Regions from separate parts of the Homo sapiens genome. Here regions 2 and 3 are each linked to region 1. A link is a contact called in ENCODE Hi-C or POLR2A ChIA-PET data. All regions are on one chromosome and are shown on one strand. The core of a region is the stretch at or near the end of the contact, and the rest is flanking DNA. Distances in the headings are between cores, read along the strand shown.

Region 1 (5,028 bases), core at 1,364-3,863:
CAATGTACATGCAGTTCTATTCTGCAGAGCCACATGAAATCAAAAGCAACTAACTTGGATTCATTAGAAATATTTAAAAATACAAGCAGGCACGCCCTTGGCTTGTAAACACTGACCTTCCCTTCCAACTAGCATATTGAAATTTCCTTTTTCACCTAAACATTTTAGGAAAGCCTGGGTTGACATTTGAAATATATCCCATTTGCCATCCCACACTGAATAATGAATTATAGAGATGGCATTTAGAAGGGAAATTCCCTGTGTCCTGGCCGAGACTAAACATGAGAACACTGGGAACCATCTCCTTCTGACTAGATGCCAGTCAAGAGGCCTTGGTGGTCTGCCCTTCTCCACCCTCTCCCCAGTCACAGCTGTGAAAAATATGTATACAAAAAATACATATAAACAAACACAAACGCAGTGTTACTGTCATAATCCCATTAATTACGCCCGGACACTTAACTTGGCTACCTCAATCAATAGAAATCTGAATACCAATTTAGCCCCCATCATGACACTCATACACCTAATAATCCTTAATAAAGCATCCAAATAATGCAACTGTACTTGACTTAGAAAAAGCAAACGATGAAAACAAAATACAAGCTAAAGGAATCATTTACTATCCATTAAAAAACATATAAATTCCTTTTAAAACAACCTACTGAATTTTAATATACTTATAAATGTCTTAGTGACATAAAACCCAAAATGCATTAATCATTTCATTTAAAAATGGTTTCCTACAGAAAAAATGCATACTTGGTATTAACCAAAGACAGACGAGGTACTGTAATGTCACAGTTGTGAAGGTCCAATTAATAAACACCAACTTTTCACGTAGAAAAAATTAATGCATAGCTGGGTTGTGGTTACAGATTATGGACGATCCACAGAAAAACGCTGCGACTCCCCACACTGCAACATTGCCTCCGCACACCACTGGGCCCAGTCCTTCCTGCAGCCCCTCCCTATGGCTCAGGTCCCCTGGTCGCAGATCAGATTCCGATCCGCAACCACAGGCCGGCTCCCCTCTGCCTGCACTGGTGATGCAGGGCGCCCCTCCGGCAGAGCGCAGCCCAAGAAGAGGTGCAGGAGGGATCATCCCAAAAGAAAAGACTCTCCCCTGCTCACACCTAGCTGACCTGGTCCTCCTGACGCCACATCCAGCAGAAGCTGCAGGACAAGGTAGCAGCAGCTCCAGGCCTCGGCCAAGGGCAGCCCCGGGCCTGGGTGGGGCCGGGCGGGGGCCGCAGGCGCCGAGCGGCCGTGCCAAGCCCCGCCAGCGAGAACCAAGGAAGCTGCGATACTGCTGCATTGTGCTGCATCACGGCGAGGGCACCGTGAGCCATCCATCTTGCCAAAAAAGCACATCCCCGCCCAAATAAACCCCACCGAATTCAATTTTCTGCTCCGCCGAAGCACCCCCACACGCACCCTGTCCTCACTTACTATCTGGCCTGGCTTTCGATTGGAAAAATAATGGACAGAGGTTTGCGTTCTGATCCCCACCCCCTCCTCATCTGATGGCAGCAGTTGGCACCTTTCCTATCACAAAAACAAAGAGAAGGCGCCCCCTAAAAGAGGGCCGTGGGCGTGGTGTGGGGGGTGATGACGAGCCAGCCCACCTACCCAAAGCAGGCCCGGAGGGTCCCTGCGCTGAGACAAACCTGTTGAAGAGAGGGTGGCAGGAGCTGAAGGGCGGGCGCAGCGGCGGCTCGGCGCCCGGAGGCGGCTCACGCCCAGCCCTGGGAGAGTGGGGACGGCAGAAAGGGCGGGGGGGGGGCGGGCGCACGAGGGTAGCAAGCGCAGGGATGGGGCGGAGGTGGGGGCGCGGGGCCGCCGCCTCCGGCTCAGCTGCAGCGCGGCGCAGCCGGGACCACGCCTGGCCGCATCCCCTGCACCGCTACGCGCAGAGCCCGGCCCTGTCACCGCCGCCCCCGCTCCCCACCCGCGGGGCCACAGAGAGGGCACCTGAAAATAGACCCTCCGGCTGTCCGCTGTCCGCTCCGCACCCACCTCCGCGCCAGGGGCCTCCGCGTCAGGGGCCGCCGCGCCCGGCTGCAGGGAGGCGCCGGCGGAGGCAGGGAGGAGGAATCGCCGCGCCGCGCCGGGGCTGGGGCCGGACGGCAGCGGTGCGCACGGCGGGTCTGCTGCCGCCTCACCGCAGAGCCTGCCGCCCCTCGTCCCGCATCATCCGAGTACCAATGAGCACCCGCGACCCGGGCTCCCCGCGCCGCCCCCGCCCGGGCTTTGCAGCCTCCCTGCCCCCACGCGGCTCCCCGGGCGCAGGGCAGGCGGGCAGCGGCGTCCTCCGGCCCTGGGCCCGCGCCCCTCCTCCCGCCCGTCCGCCGCCGCGGAGCCCACCCGGGAGGCAGCCCCAGTGAGTTGGCATCTCCCTGCCTCGGGCCCCCTACCTACCTCCCGGGGATGGGGTGGGGGCGCCGGGGTCCCGTCCTCCTCCCGCTCCTCGGCGGCCGGGCGGGTGGGCCGGGAGGCGACTCCGCGGGTCTGTCCGCGGCTGGGGCCGGGGCTCACAGGACGGGACCAGTGGGCGCTGCTGCGCAGGGCTGCGCGCTCGCTCCGGGAGGAGAGGCGGCCGAGGGAGGGACTGGAGGAATCCGCAGCCTGCACGGCAACAGCGGCACTGATTCCGGGGGCTGGGCGGGAGCGCGGGGGGCGGGGGGAGGAGGAGAGGAGGGCGCTCGCAGGGAGGGGGCGAGGGGCGGGGAGAGGAGCGCGCGGGGCGGGCGCGCGCGCACACACACACAAGCGCACTCCCGGGATCCCTCCCGCACGCCCTCCGCCCTCCGCACTCCTCCCTCCCCACTCCCGCCCGCTCCCTCTGCTTCGCCCGCCCTCTCCTCCTGCCCGGAGCCCCGCAGCCGCCCAGGGAGCCGAGCCTCGGGCGCGTCCACGTCCTCTCCAGCTGAGGCTCTTCCCGGGTCCAGCCCGGACCTCATCCTCCCAGCGGCGGGGACCGACCAGGCTGGCCGGGGCGGGGTGGGCACTGCTGCTGCCGCTACCCGAGCAGGACAATAGGGGCTTTGTCTCCACAGCCGGAGAGGGCCAATTTCACGTTTAATTTGAGGCTAATTCGATTATCGCCATGGAAAGAGGCGGTCTAATTTTCTACGTGATTTGTGCAGCCTCTTTTCGCCCTTGATGTTGCGTTCGGAATGCTGGGGAGAGAGGGTATTTAGGGAGGTTTTGGAGCGTCACTTGCTTGGTTGGTTTGAGATGCAGTTGGTGATGCCTTATAGGTTCTACCCAACTTGGAGAAGGGCGACGGCGACCTCTTCGTGGGAAACCTTGGGCGCTGGAGGATGGGTGGTGGGGGTCGTTCCTTGTGAGGTTAATGTATTCTTTTGCAAATGCTTTTTCGCCCACCCTTTCGCTTTGGGTAGCTGGGAGCAGACCCTACAAGTGGTTCATCCAACTCCTGCCTCTCAGTGCAGGCTCCGCTCGAACCTGAGGCCAGGTGCCCTGCCCCAGTCACTCCCGAGAGAGGGGTCGTCCGGCCGCGGTGGAGGGCCCCGTGATGGCGTGGGGACTTGCGTTTTCCCCTATGCGCATTCCCTGAAACGGAAACTGGACGTTTCCTCAAATTTTTGTCATGTGCCACTGCCCCTTCCCAGTCACCTGGTCTACCCCGTCAGCCCCTCAGGCTGTGTAGAAATTCCAGAACCGTCACTGTTGTGAAGAAAAGATGGTGGAATCACCAGGACCACGAATGGAAACGCTCTTTAGAAAAGCAGTTTGAAGAAACTGACTTTCTCCTTGTTCTGTAAAGTGCACAGGGCGGCACTGCGGGCATTCAGAGGGAGGAGGGCCCTTCCTGTTTGAAAAAGCCCCAGGGCTTTTTCCCCATACAGACCTGATCACCTGGATTAAAATAAAACAAAAATACACGGCAGCCAAGTAGTTTGTATCATGCTTATATCTCAGATCACTAGAACCTGGCCTGATGGGTTTATATGTTTGTATGTATTTTTAAATGAATATTTTAAAATAAAACTCAGTGAAATCGTCACAGCAAACTGAAGATGATTCTTCCTTTTAGGCCTTCATAGGTTTGAATGTTTGAACCTATGTTTACTTTTGATAGGAAAAAAATTGAGGAAAGCAAATAACATTTTTTCTCAGAAGGTGAATCAACACAACCAGACCGTAAACTCTCTTAAAGGTAGGGTTATTTCTTTCTTCACTCTGTACATATAGCAGGCACTTAGGTACTAAAACAAATTTGTTGAATTGAACACAATCAACTTGTAAGCTGCTGCCCTCATTAGGTAATAAGGGAAATCCACTAGAAAGCAAAGTTGTTTGCCTTTCACTTACTTATTTTTTTACCATGGACCCCAGCACCTCCCCACTCACAATGTTAATGAAATACCAAAGAAAACAGTAACAATATTGGGAAGTGCATCCATTTAAATTAATTCTTCCAGTGTTATTCTGAAATGGTTATTCCTTTATCACAGACAACGGTATTTAAATAAATTTTCATTTGATGAATGATTCACCTCCCTTACCCCATTCCACTCCCACTTACGTTGTTTTTTAATTAAAAAAAAAAAAAAGGCCACACACACCTTAGCAAGGTACTCTAGTAAAGCCCCAGTAATTATTCCAAAAATGTGAAAGACAAGGATTCAGAGTTCTACTGTAAATACCTGCATCACAATTTTGAATTCTTACCCTTAGGTGCAAAAAATCACCCTAGAGAACTCAGTGTACCAACGACCAAAAAGAAGTAACAATTCAAAGAAAAGATAGTACAACTGGAAAGATTATTGGAGAAGACATTTTTATGGAAGGCAAAATCTAAAAAAGATAAAAAGTCTTAGGCAGTGATAACAGCTCAGAAGGATTATTCCCATGTATCTCAGAAGCGGCTTAGTTTCTTCTCATATTAGAATCAGGGTTGATATAAAGGAACCTAGAAGTCTTCAATATCATGTTTGTAACATACTACTCTCCACTTTTAAAACCATGTGATTGCATATGGCTTTATCTCCCATCAAA
Region 2 (5,028 bases), core at 1,039-3,538, 250 kb before region 1:
TGATACCCCAGGGATACAATCAGCAAAATTGATATTTGGGGAATTCTAAAAGACAATCTGTTTTTTAATCAAATAAATTATAAGAATTAAAAATGAGGGATGGCAGGGGAAACTCTTATTAAAACATATTTAAAGGACATACCAACTTATCTTCTGGAGCATATTTGGATCCAGGGTTGAACAAGCTGTTAAAAAAAAAAAGAACTATGAGATAATCATGAAACTGTTAATACTCAATGTTTGATGATTTTAAGGTATTATTAAATTTTAGAAGTTATAATGGTATTGTGGTTATGCTTTCAAACAAGAGTTCTTATCTTTTAGAGATTCATGCTGAATTATTCACCATGAAAAGATTTGAAGTGTGAATTTGCTTAATTTGTTTAGAAATAATCTGGAGAGGGTAGGGAGAAGTGGATGGGATTCTACATAAAGCCAAATAGGCCCTGAGCTGATAATTACTAAAGCTGGATAATGAGCACATGTAAGTTTGCTCTACTATTCTATTTTTTATATGTTCTACATGCTCCATAGATCTCTTTTTTCCAGTTTTTAAAATTAATATTTTTCAACTGTTCCAAATATTGTTAGAGCCAGGATTCTGGACAGGGTGTGTCTTCACTGACTATTTCAGCCAAAATACTAAGGTCATAATCAGGTGAGCAGCATCTGCTACAGAATCTTCTCTTGGGCCTATTTCCATCTGAAGGTGTTTACTCATTATCCTTGCAGAGTGCTTTCATTATAGTTTCATTATTATAAATTATACTTTCATTATTAAATTATAGTTTCATTAAAATGAATCAAGTAAGATTTTGGTTTATCATTTTCTCCAATGAGAATAGGGAGAAAGTGTAGGGTGATGGTTAAGGATTTGGGCTCTGGAGTCAGACATCTCCATTCAAGTCCAATTCTACCATCTGGATATGTGACCCTGGGCAAGTTATTTATCTCTTAACATCTCAGTTTACTTATCTTTAAAATAGGCATGGATAATAAAACACATTTCATAAATATGTTGTGAGAATTCGATGAACTGGAGAATGTATGTAAAGTGATTATAATACATACCACATAGCGTTATGGGATCCTTGGAGTGTCACTTGGCCATCCAGAAACCTCTGTGGCCAGTGGTACCTTTGCTGGGTTTTGCTCTGGCCCTCTGGGCTCATTCCGCCCACTCTGCCTGGAAGGTTACCCTTGGCTCGCACTACTGGCCTGGATCCCACACCTGCCAAGGGCAAGTCAGGCGTGGAGCAGCAAGAGGTGTGGGCGAGCTTGGGGTCCGGCCACTGTGCGCAGCCAGGCACTCCAGCTGCAGCAGGGTGGGCAGCTCCAGGTGCTGGCTCCAGAGCTGGCTCCCCGCAAGGCTGCTGCTAGACCAGGCGTACCATAAGCAACTTCCACAGCTGACATCAGGGAACATGGTGATACCCAGAAGCTTGGAGACGCCAGAAACTGCAGAGCCCTAAAGAGGGTGTCACAGACCTGGCTCGGGGAGCTCCTAGGTCTGGGATCCCTGACGGGCTGCAGCTCTTCTTTTCTTCTCTCTTCTCTCCTTCTTGTTGCCCGCAACGTGGCAAGCAAAAGGCGTGTTTCAGCCCTGTTTGTGTTACAGCTCTTTTAGCCCCACCATTTGACGGGTCCCGATTTCTTGTCCTGGGTGTCCAGGAAGAATGAGGTACACGGACAAGTGGAGGATGAACAAGACAAAGAGGAGCTTTACTGAACAACAGAACAGCTCAGAGGAGACCCGCAGTAGGTAGCTCCTCTAGGTAGCCAGGGTTTTCCCAATGAGTGTTCAGCTCTCAGCAGAGAAGGGTAGGTCTTCTCTTTAGGTAGGTCGTCCCATCGTCTCTTCAGGTCTGGCTGAGTCCGTGGCTTTTTATGGGCCTCAGAGGGGAGGAAGTGTGTGCCAGTCAGTCCATTAGCAGCCATGGACGGCCCGAAAAAAGCACCACAAGTTCCCACTCTGATCACGGGACCAGCAGCCCGGCCGCCAGACTTCAGACCTTCCCCGGATGGAAGGTGGGGCTTCACCAGGGACCTGCCTGTTTCCCAGGAGCCTGTCTGATCCTGCCGCCTTTATGGTGCCCAGGCGGTTCCGGCCCAGGGGCACCAGCAGGCCAGTGCAAAGCTGCCCTCAGCCCCTGCCGCGGCCTCCCTCACGGGCTTATCGGTGCCCAAAGCCCAGAGGAGGCTGAGGCGGCAGGGGACTGGTGTGTCAGCGCTGCCCTGAGTGTGCGCACACCCAGCTGGGCTGCAACAGCACCTGGGCTTGGCCCCAACCTTGCTCCGAGATCAGAGTGAGCAGCAGGAGCTGGGAGAAGCCAGGCAGCAGGAGCAGACACCTCCAAGGCTGCGGGGGTAAAGGGGGGCCTTCCTGGCCCCCAAGAGTGCGGAGATGCCTGGATCCGCAGCCGCGGCTAGGCGGCTGTAGCTGCACCTGGGAGGGCAGGGCTCCTGCCTGCTCCCGGCCCCCAAGAGCACAGGGAGGCCTGGGTCCACAGCCACGACTTGGGCGGCTACAGCTGTCCCTGGGAAGGCGGGGCTCCTGCCGACTCCATGGAACACAGCATTGCCACGGGCCCAGCTCCTCCTCCAGGCTCCTCTCTGCCTGTCCCTCCATGCCCCACCGTACTGCTCCCCTGCCAGTGGGTGAATCGGCCTGGCCCCACCATGGGGGCTCCCAGGACGGCAGGCTCCGAGGGGTCTCCCAGGGGTGGGCTCCAGGGTCTGCTAGCCTCCTCTCCGCATTTTGCCTGCAGCAGCGGTAGGCAAGGTGCAGGCGGCGCAGCAGCCCCTGCAAACTCTGCACAAACAAACCCGACGCTCTCAGGCGGCCCCATGAGTCCTGGTTGTGCCTTCAGCTGGGGGCTCGGGGGCTGCCAAGACGTGGCGGGAGCAAGGTTGAGGCCCCAGTGGAGGTCCCAAACCTGGGAGTGGGTCCTGCCCCGCTGTGTGAAGGTGAGGGTGGTGCAGTTGGCTGCCTCAGGAACGCGGGGCACAGGGGACGTGGGGCACACCCACCACCGCCACTGCTGCTCCTGCAGCGGCTCCTGCCACCACCGCCTGCGCCTCCCCACTGCAGCCAGCGTGGTGGCAGCGGCTGCTCCGGAAGGCCCACCACTGTCATCAATAGCACTCCAAATATTTATTATTAATTATAGTTGCACAACATCAATATTTAAAATATCCTCTCAAAGAAGACTCCCAAAAAATGTAAAAGGAGGATTTAATTATGCATGAGTCTGTGTGATTGCCTGAGTTACTGTTACTGTGTTTTTAGTTTGCCTGGCCATGAAAGTTTTCTGATAAAATTCTAGAATGTATTAGAACTAATTCTGCATTAAACTAAGATTTCTTCACAACCTTAAAAGCATCAACATTGTTTAAATGCAAAGACTTTAATGAGCTAAATAATATGTTACAAGTTCATTAAATTGCTACCATTATGCAGCATAGATGAATAAATTTCCAAAATTGCACGCAGAAGGGACAGTATTATGTCATCAATGAATGGTAATATAAAGGCCTCAATATCACATAGTTGGGTTCTAGAGTGAGGAAAACTAGAGAAACGATTATCCAAATAGCTTGACACCCAAAATTCTGTATTTCTGAAAATATCCACTTTACTAAAGGGAAGGAGACTAAAAAATTTACTCTTTTGAACCCTGCTGCTGGTACCTGCAAATACCTAATTTTCTATATTAGTGAGGTTTTTGGTTCTGCTGTCTAAAGGTGAACACTAAACAGAATGACATAGATTTATAGAGCTAGGGACACATGAAATTAAAACAAGACCTGGGTTTAACCACAGCTCTAACCACTTTCCTTGCAGCTTTGAACAAAGCAGTCAATCTCTTTAGGTTTCAATTTACTAAACCATAAAATGAAGGAGTAAGACCAAATGATCTTTGGGATCTCTCCCACCTCTAAAATGTTATGGCCAGTTCATTAATAGCATTAGTTTGATATGGGCAATATATTTTCATGAAGTAGTATAATTCAGTCACACATCATATATTAGATCCTGCTTCAAAGAGTGGGGAAAACAATGTGGAATCAGTGCAATTCACTCCTAATCTAGGGCTCTTTAAAAAGAATAGGGCTGGGTGTGACAGCTCATGCCTGTAATCCCAACAGTTTGGGAGGCCAAGACAGGTGGATCACCTGAGGTCAGGAGTTTGAGAACAGTCTGGCCAACATGGTGAAACCCTGTCTCTACTAAAAATACAAAAATTAGCTGGGCATGGTGGTGTACGCCTGTAATCCCAGCTACTCAGGAGGCTAAGGTAGGAGAATCACTTGAACCTGGAAGGCAGAGGTTTCAGTGAGCCGAGATTGCACCACTGCACTCCAGCCTGGGCAACAAGAGCGAGACTCCATCTCAAAAAAATTAAAAATACTACAATAAAATAAAGAGACTTGGCTAACCTTGTGAATAAACTCAAAACAATTGAATTTTACCTTTTAAATGGTAAGGTTTATGGCATGTGAATTATATCCCAACAAAAAATTACATTAGAAAAAATATTATGCTCATCCTCAAAGAAGGAACATGTGTAGCCTAAAGAAGCTTAAATAGTGATGTGGATCAAAGAGTACAAACCTTTAGATAACTGAACTAAAAAACCTTGAACAGCAATTTAGCTAGGCCAGCAGTAAAAGCTACCCTTTACTAGGACTGGCTACATAATTTACATGGCCCAGTAAAAAATGAAAATGCAGGACCCTTGTTCAAAAATTATTAAGAATTTCAAGGCAGCCATAGCAGAGCATTAAACCAAATGCAAACCACCTCAGAACTCAGGCCCCTGACTACACAGATCACACACAACCCCATGAAGCCAGCTGTATTTACTGAACTGTTAATATTTTGTAGGCCCAGGGCTGAATACGTTACAGACCACTCCTTCAATTTTCACCACAACCTTGCAAAAGTAATATTACTATTCCCATTTTATGAAAGAGAAAATAAAGATTTAAAGAGGTTAAAGAATTTATCCAGTTTCCCACATCTAT
Region 3 (5,028 bases), core at 1,398-3,897, 220 kb after region 1:
GCCATATAGGTCTGTAAAATAGGAGCAATAGGCTATACCACACATCCTAGGTGTGTAGTAGGCTCTACCATCTAGGTTTGTGTAAGTCTACCCTACAATATTTGCACAACAAAGAAATTGCCTAATGATGCATTTCTCAGAATGTATCCCCAGTGTTAAACGCGTTATTGTACTGGAAAAAAATTTTCAATCTACATGACAAAAAAAATTTTTCAAACGAAAAATGTCAAACTTGGGAAAAAATATTGTCATCTCATATCACAGACAAAGGGCTAATCTCCCTGATATAGAGAGCACTTTAAATCACTTTAATCCACAAATTCATATTAAGCAAATTCTTATAATGGTAAGAAAAAAGATGTAACCAAAGGGTTGCAAATTAATGATTCAGGAGTTTGCTAAAGGGTGCTAACTTCAGATAATACATACGGTCATGCATCATTTAATGACTGGGATACATTCTGAGAAATGCATCGTTAGGTGATTACACTGTTGTGTGAACATCATAGACTGTGCTTACATGAATCTAGATGGTATAGCTTACTACCCACCTAGGATATGTGGTATAACCTATTTGCTCCTAGGCTACAAACCTAGGCTGTCGCCTAGACTGGAGTGCAATGGCGCACATGGAGTGCAATGGAGTGTATAGTATGCCATGTTACTGAATAGTGTAGGCAACTGTAACACAATGACATTTGTGTATCTAAACATAAAAAAGGTATAGTAAAAATATTAATTTTAATCTTGTGGGACCACTGTTATATATGCAGTTCATCGTTGATCAAAATGTTGAATTATGTGGCATATGACTGTATATATTTTACCTAAAACATCAAGTCATTATGTGGCATATGACTGTATATATTTTACCTAAAGCATCAAATATATGTTCATTCTGCTAAATATAATCCAATTTTCCATTTTAATGGAGAAAACCAATAACCACAATGACAAGGTGAAATGGGCAAGACAAGCCTTCAGTTGACGTCACAGGACATCAATGATGAGCAAAGTCATCTCAGGATTACTTAATTCTCAAAGGGTATTCTATCTACCAAGCCTGGTGGTTTGCATCTTGTTTGACGTTGTATAGATGACAAAACTGCAACTGCTGCAGACTGCAGTCACTGTGCTGGAATGTCAATTCTGTAATGCTGTGCATGGTTTGAACAGATTAATTCAAATGTTTTGAACATAGCAAACCTGCCATTACTTTCACCAAGCATGCAATATAGTCATAGCGTCTGCACTTTTACTACGCGTATTATAAATACATGGCTAATTTCTCCCATATGCTATTATTTCAGCTGAATTTTTTTCTTTTTTGATACAGTGTCTTGCTGTGTCACCTAGGCTGGAGTGCAATGGCGTGATCTTGGCTCACTGCAACCTCTGCCTCCTGGGTTCAAGTAATTCTCCCTGCCTTAGCCTCTGGAGTAGATGGGATTATAGGTGCCTGCCACCACGCCCAGCTAATTTTTGTATTTTTAGTAGAGGCAGGGTTTCACCACGTTGGCCAGGCTGGTCCTGAACTCCTGACCTCAGGTGATCCACCTGCCTTGGCCTCCCAAAGTGCTGGGATTACAGGCGTGAGCCACTGCGCCTGGCCTCAGCTGAAATATTTTCATACTCTTAATGGCAACACATTTGATAAATAAATCTGATACAAGTGAAACATGGTTTATCCCTTGCAAAACTTTATTACATCATTCAAGAGAAAGACGTGACTATCTTCACTTCTCCTGGCATAGACGAATCTCTACCTCATGGAGGAGAAAAAAAAAACTGCAAAACTTTCTGCAATTCCCATTTGACTTCAGATAGAAACAACACAACAATATCAGAGGTCTTAATTAAAGAGGTTTGAGGGAAAGCCCAGGGTATCATGCCTTGAATTTTTTCAAGCTAAGCCTATACCTCCTGAGCACCTGAGTGCATACTTCAACACATTTGTTAGTAGAAGGCTTCATTTTTCGGTTCAATATCATACTTAAACCAGCTGGAATTTTTAGAGCAGTCCAAGAACACCCTGTGTTATAACATTGCTATTTCCATGGAAATTTGGATAAGGGTCAGCTGGCATATATTATAAATAGTTTCCCATGATATCCCTAAATTAGAGATTAATTCAACTTGTAACAACTGAATTGACTTAATTAAAAAATGTTTTTCCTGCCTTGTCATTCACAGGCATTTGGGGAGGGAGTGGGGGTGCTCTACTCTGAGACTCCTTGCTCCAAGGCTGAAAAGATGATACTCTTTGGGCCATGTCAATGGCACTTGCTCTCCAGCCAGCCAAAGGAAGAAAAAGGAATACAAATAAAGGCTGCCAGATTATAAGCAAAGACTTTACCAAGAAAAATAAAGTGGTAGAAAACCTCATTACCTCAATGAGAACAGACATTCATCTCCTCGGCCTAAATGTCTTCTTTCTAAAATTACTAAAGTAAAGTACAAGATCTGGATTATGTGTCAAAGGTGAAAGGGACCTTATTTTGCAGCCTAAGCCACTGAAGCAAGGAAAACATAGTCTGGGTCAGAATGTTAGGTAACAGATGCCCTAGATATAGGCCCCAAGTTTCCTGACTCTTAGTTCTCTATGTTCCCCACCCCGTTTGCCAGAGAGCCACTCATCTCACCAGGGAGTTGCTCATCTAAATTGCATCCTTTGTAATACGAGCCTGAGTCTTAGGAATTCAACTTGTCACAAGTATGATGAGGCAGGGAGTGCCGCAAAGACAAAGTTTTGAGGACCAATAAAAATGGGAAAACTAAAAGTTGGAGAATGAGAAATTATTGATATCTTTAGGGGTGGTACAGGAGCTCCGGTTAGAGACAGCCCTTCCCAGTTATTAGAAAAAGAAACACCTCTAAAGTAGAGAAGAATGAGTTCTCCAGGCTACAAAGGTCTGATGTGCTATTTTTTTAGAAAAAGTGAATTTTCTTTTTTGTTTGTCTGCTCACCAAGAAGGCTTCACCACATATGCAGAATGATTCCTGCATGAGGTCTGTTTTCTACTCTAAAGTAATAAGCTGATATAACTAGTTTATTCATTATTCCCTTCTTAGGGGATTGTGACTTCATTCCTCACCTAAACCTAGTTTCCAAAAAGTGCAACACTAAGATCATGGTGACACCCACCCCCATCTAAGCTACAGACTCTATGGGCATTCTCAGTGCTACTCACCTTCATTACGTTAATTCCAGATCTTTCTCAAACATCTACTTGGTCACATAAGATGGTTACAGAGCTCTAACTTCGTTCTGAGAAGAAATTCCCACCCCTAATGACTAACTCTAATCCCCTGGACCATGGAGTCACAATTCCTTCTGGGTAATGCTCTAAACTGGTGAGAATATGTAAAATTTTTGTTATAAATACTTTAAATTTAGGGATTACTTCTAAAGTACTTCTCAGAAGAATTTTAAAAATAAAGAAGTGAATAGATTCATATGTAAACACATGACATTTGGAAATATTTACCAGTTTCTTCTTCCCTATTCTACCATGAAAACAGCATATTTAGCTTCTTGGTGAGCCACAACTGAGCCCTCTATTTAGAGTTTGTCCCCCTTACCACCTTCTTAGGTCACCATGGGTGGTAAAGTAAGAATCATATTAAATTTTAGTTCAGCTGTGATGATGCTGTGCCCTTTATAACCTTGGTGGTTTAGACAACCCCCTGGAGTTTCTTAGTCATTATAAGCTCAGTGTTTCTAACAAGGACATATGGCACAGCCTCAAATACTCCTCTGGCTCACATCAGATGCTAACAATGCTATTTCAAGAGTGGGAAATGGGAGGAGAAGTGGGATGGGGCATGCTTTTCTCCTTAACCTTTCTAGGAAGCAGTTCTTGAGATTATTAGCTTCATTCTAGACTACAAAATACATGGGCAGTAGCGGGAGGCTCTAGGTTGATGACTTCATCAGTTCCATTTCTGTTTTTAAGCTGGCTAAGTTTGTTTGAAGCTAGCTAAAAGAACAAGACAGAGGCCATTCTTGGTCTCTTTATAAGCAGTGAAATATCACAGTATGGCCTCTTTCCTTTCAGGCAGGATCCCTTTGAGACATTCCTGGAAAAGCAGAACAGTCCATGACCATCAGGAAGGCATGCTGACTTCAGGCAATCTGGCAAAATACTGTGGGTGCCAGTGAGGTAAAAACATTATTAGCAGAGTCAAGACTTTCTCTCATCAAGTAGCTCTGACCTACACTGTGGATTCCTTTTGAGCAGCTATGACGAATACACATTGTGTGGGTCTAGGTATTATAAGTGGATTTATGATTTATTTAGGGAAATAAATTTACAAAAGACATTTAGAAGACCAGAGTTGGGATTTTTGCCCATAAAAAATGATGGGTCTATATGAGTCCTTAAATATCTACACAATAAAGAGATATCTCTGCCAACCACAAAAAAATAGGCTAGGCAGTACCCAGCTGCCTGGCCTATTTTTTTGTGGTTGGTAGGGATATCAGTTTTAGCCTTTGTACTTATAAGCACTCATAATATTTTGCTTAAATAATAAATTTTCATGTGCAATCACAATAATTTTATACTATAAAAAATTGAAAAAGTCTTGAATATACATATTAAGTCACTGGAAAATAATGCATCTTATTTGGTAGGCTTAATTTTTTAAATTAAAATTAAATGTTCTTAAAAATTTGTGGACCATATGCCTAAACTAAATGAGATAGTTAATTTAAACTAATGAAAGCTATATCTTCAAACATATTAATATTTCATTTTGCTATTTTAGGTAACATTGATGAACAGAAATATGATCAATGATACTATCTTTACATTCGAAAGATTAAAATATAGACCATACAAATTAAAAGACTTACTTAGTTTGTTATTCTGCCTTCTCCACTTTCTTTACTTCCTGTAGAGAACTCTTCCTATATCTTCTATCTATTAATCATTCATTCATTCTCCTACAAATATTTATTGAACATTTACTCTAATCCAGGCACTATTCCAGGGGATGGGATACAACTGTGAGGAGGGGGTGGGA

Evidence for each region. Hi-C counts contacts between places; a loop is a spot of excess contacts on that map. ChIA-PET counts read pairs that join two places held with the same protein, here RNA polymerase II (POLR2A). Pooled maps may share reads with other maps.
Region 2: a pooled map shows a loop between it and region 1 (2.1-fold over the local background). The contact joins the enhancer-like site here to the promoter of SPTBN1 in region 1. A Hi-C loop is called at or near these places in 2 of 168 maps with a recorded cell type or tissue (IMR-90 and PC-3), 1 of 37 single-sample maps with no recorded cell type and 11 of 50 pooled maps. POLR2A ChIA-PET finds 5 or more read pairs at or near these places in 5 of 52 experiments (A549, OCI-LY7, Panc1 and 1 more).
Region 3: a loop to region 1 is called in a pooled map, with 1.9 times the contacts of the local background. The contact joins the enhancer-like site here to the promoter of SPTBN1 in region 1. A Hi-C loop is called at or near these places in 2 of 168 maps with a recorded cell type or tissue (Caco-2 and HepG2) and 2 of 50 pooled maps. POLR2A ChIA-PET finds 5 or more read pairs at or near these places in 2 of 52 experiments (HepG2 and OCI-LY7).

Annotation. Positions count from the first base shown.
Region 1 is chr2:54,453,912-54,458,939 of GRCh38, reverse strand. It overlaps SPTBN1 (spectrin beta, non-erythrocytic 1), which reads right to left and starts at 2,613. Exons shown (of 36, transcript NM_003128.3): 1 at 2,422-2,613.
Region 2 is chr2:54,706,656-54,711,683 of GRCh38, reverse strand. No RefSeq gene overlaps it. Among named protein-coding and RNA genes, the nearest start is that of EML6, 14 kb to the left of the region's middle. Within about 2 kb of position 2,288, at least 11 of the 41 ENCODE cell types and tissues checked have a DNase peak (open chromatin) inside an H3K27ac peak, as active enhancers do.
Region 3 is chr2:54,238,315-54,243,342 of GRCh38, reverse strand. The region is part of intron 3 of ACYP2 (acylphosphatase 2); the gene reads right to left. It overlaps LOC105374610 (a long non-coding RNA gene), which reads left to right. Exons shown (of 2, transcript XR_007086321.1): 2 at 4,059-4,323. Among named protein-coding and RNA genes, the nearest start is that of TSPYL6, 15 kb to the left of the region's middle. Within about 2 kb of position 2,647, at least 7 of the 41 ENCODE cell types and tissues checked have a DNase peak (open chromatin) inside an H3K27ac peak, as active enhancers do.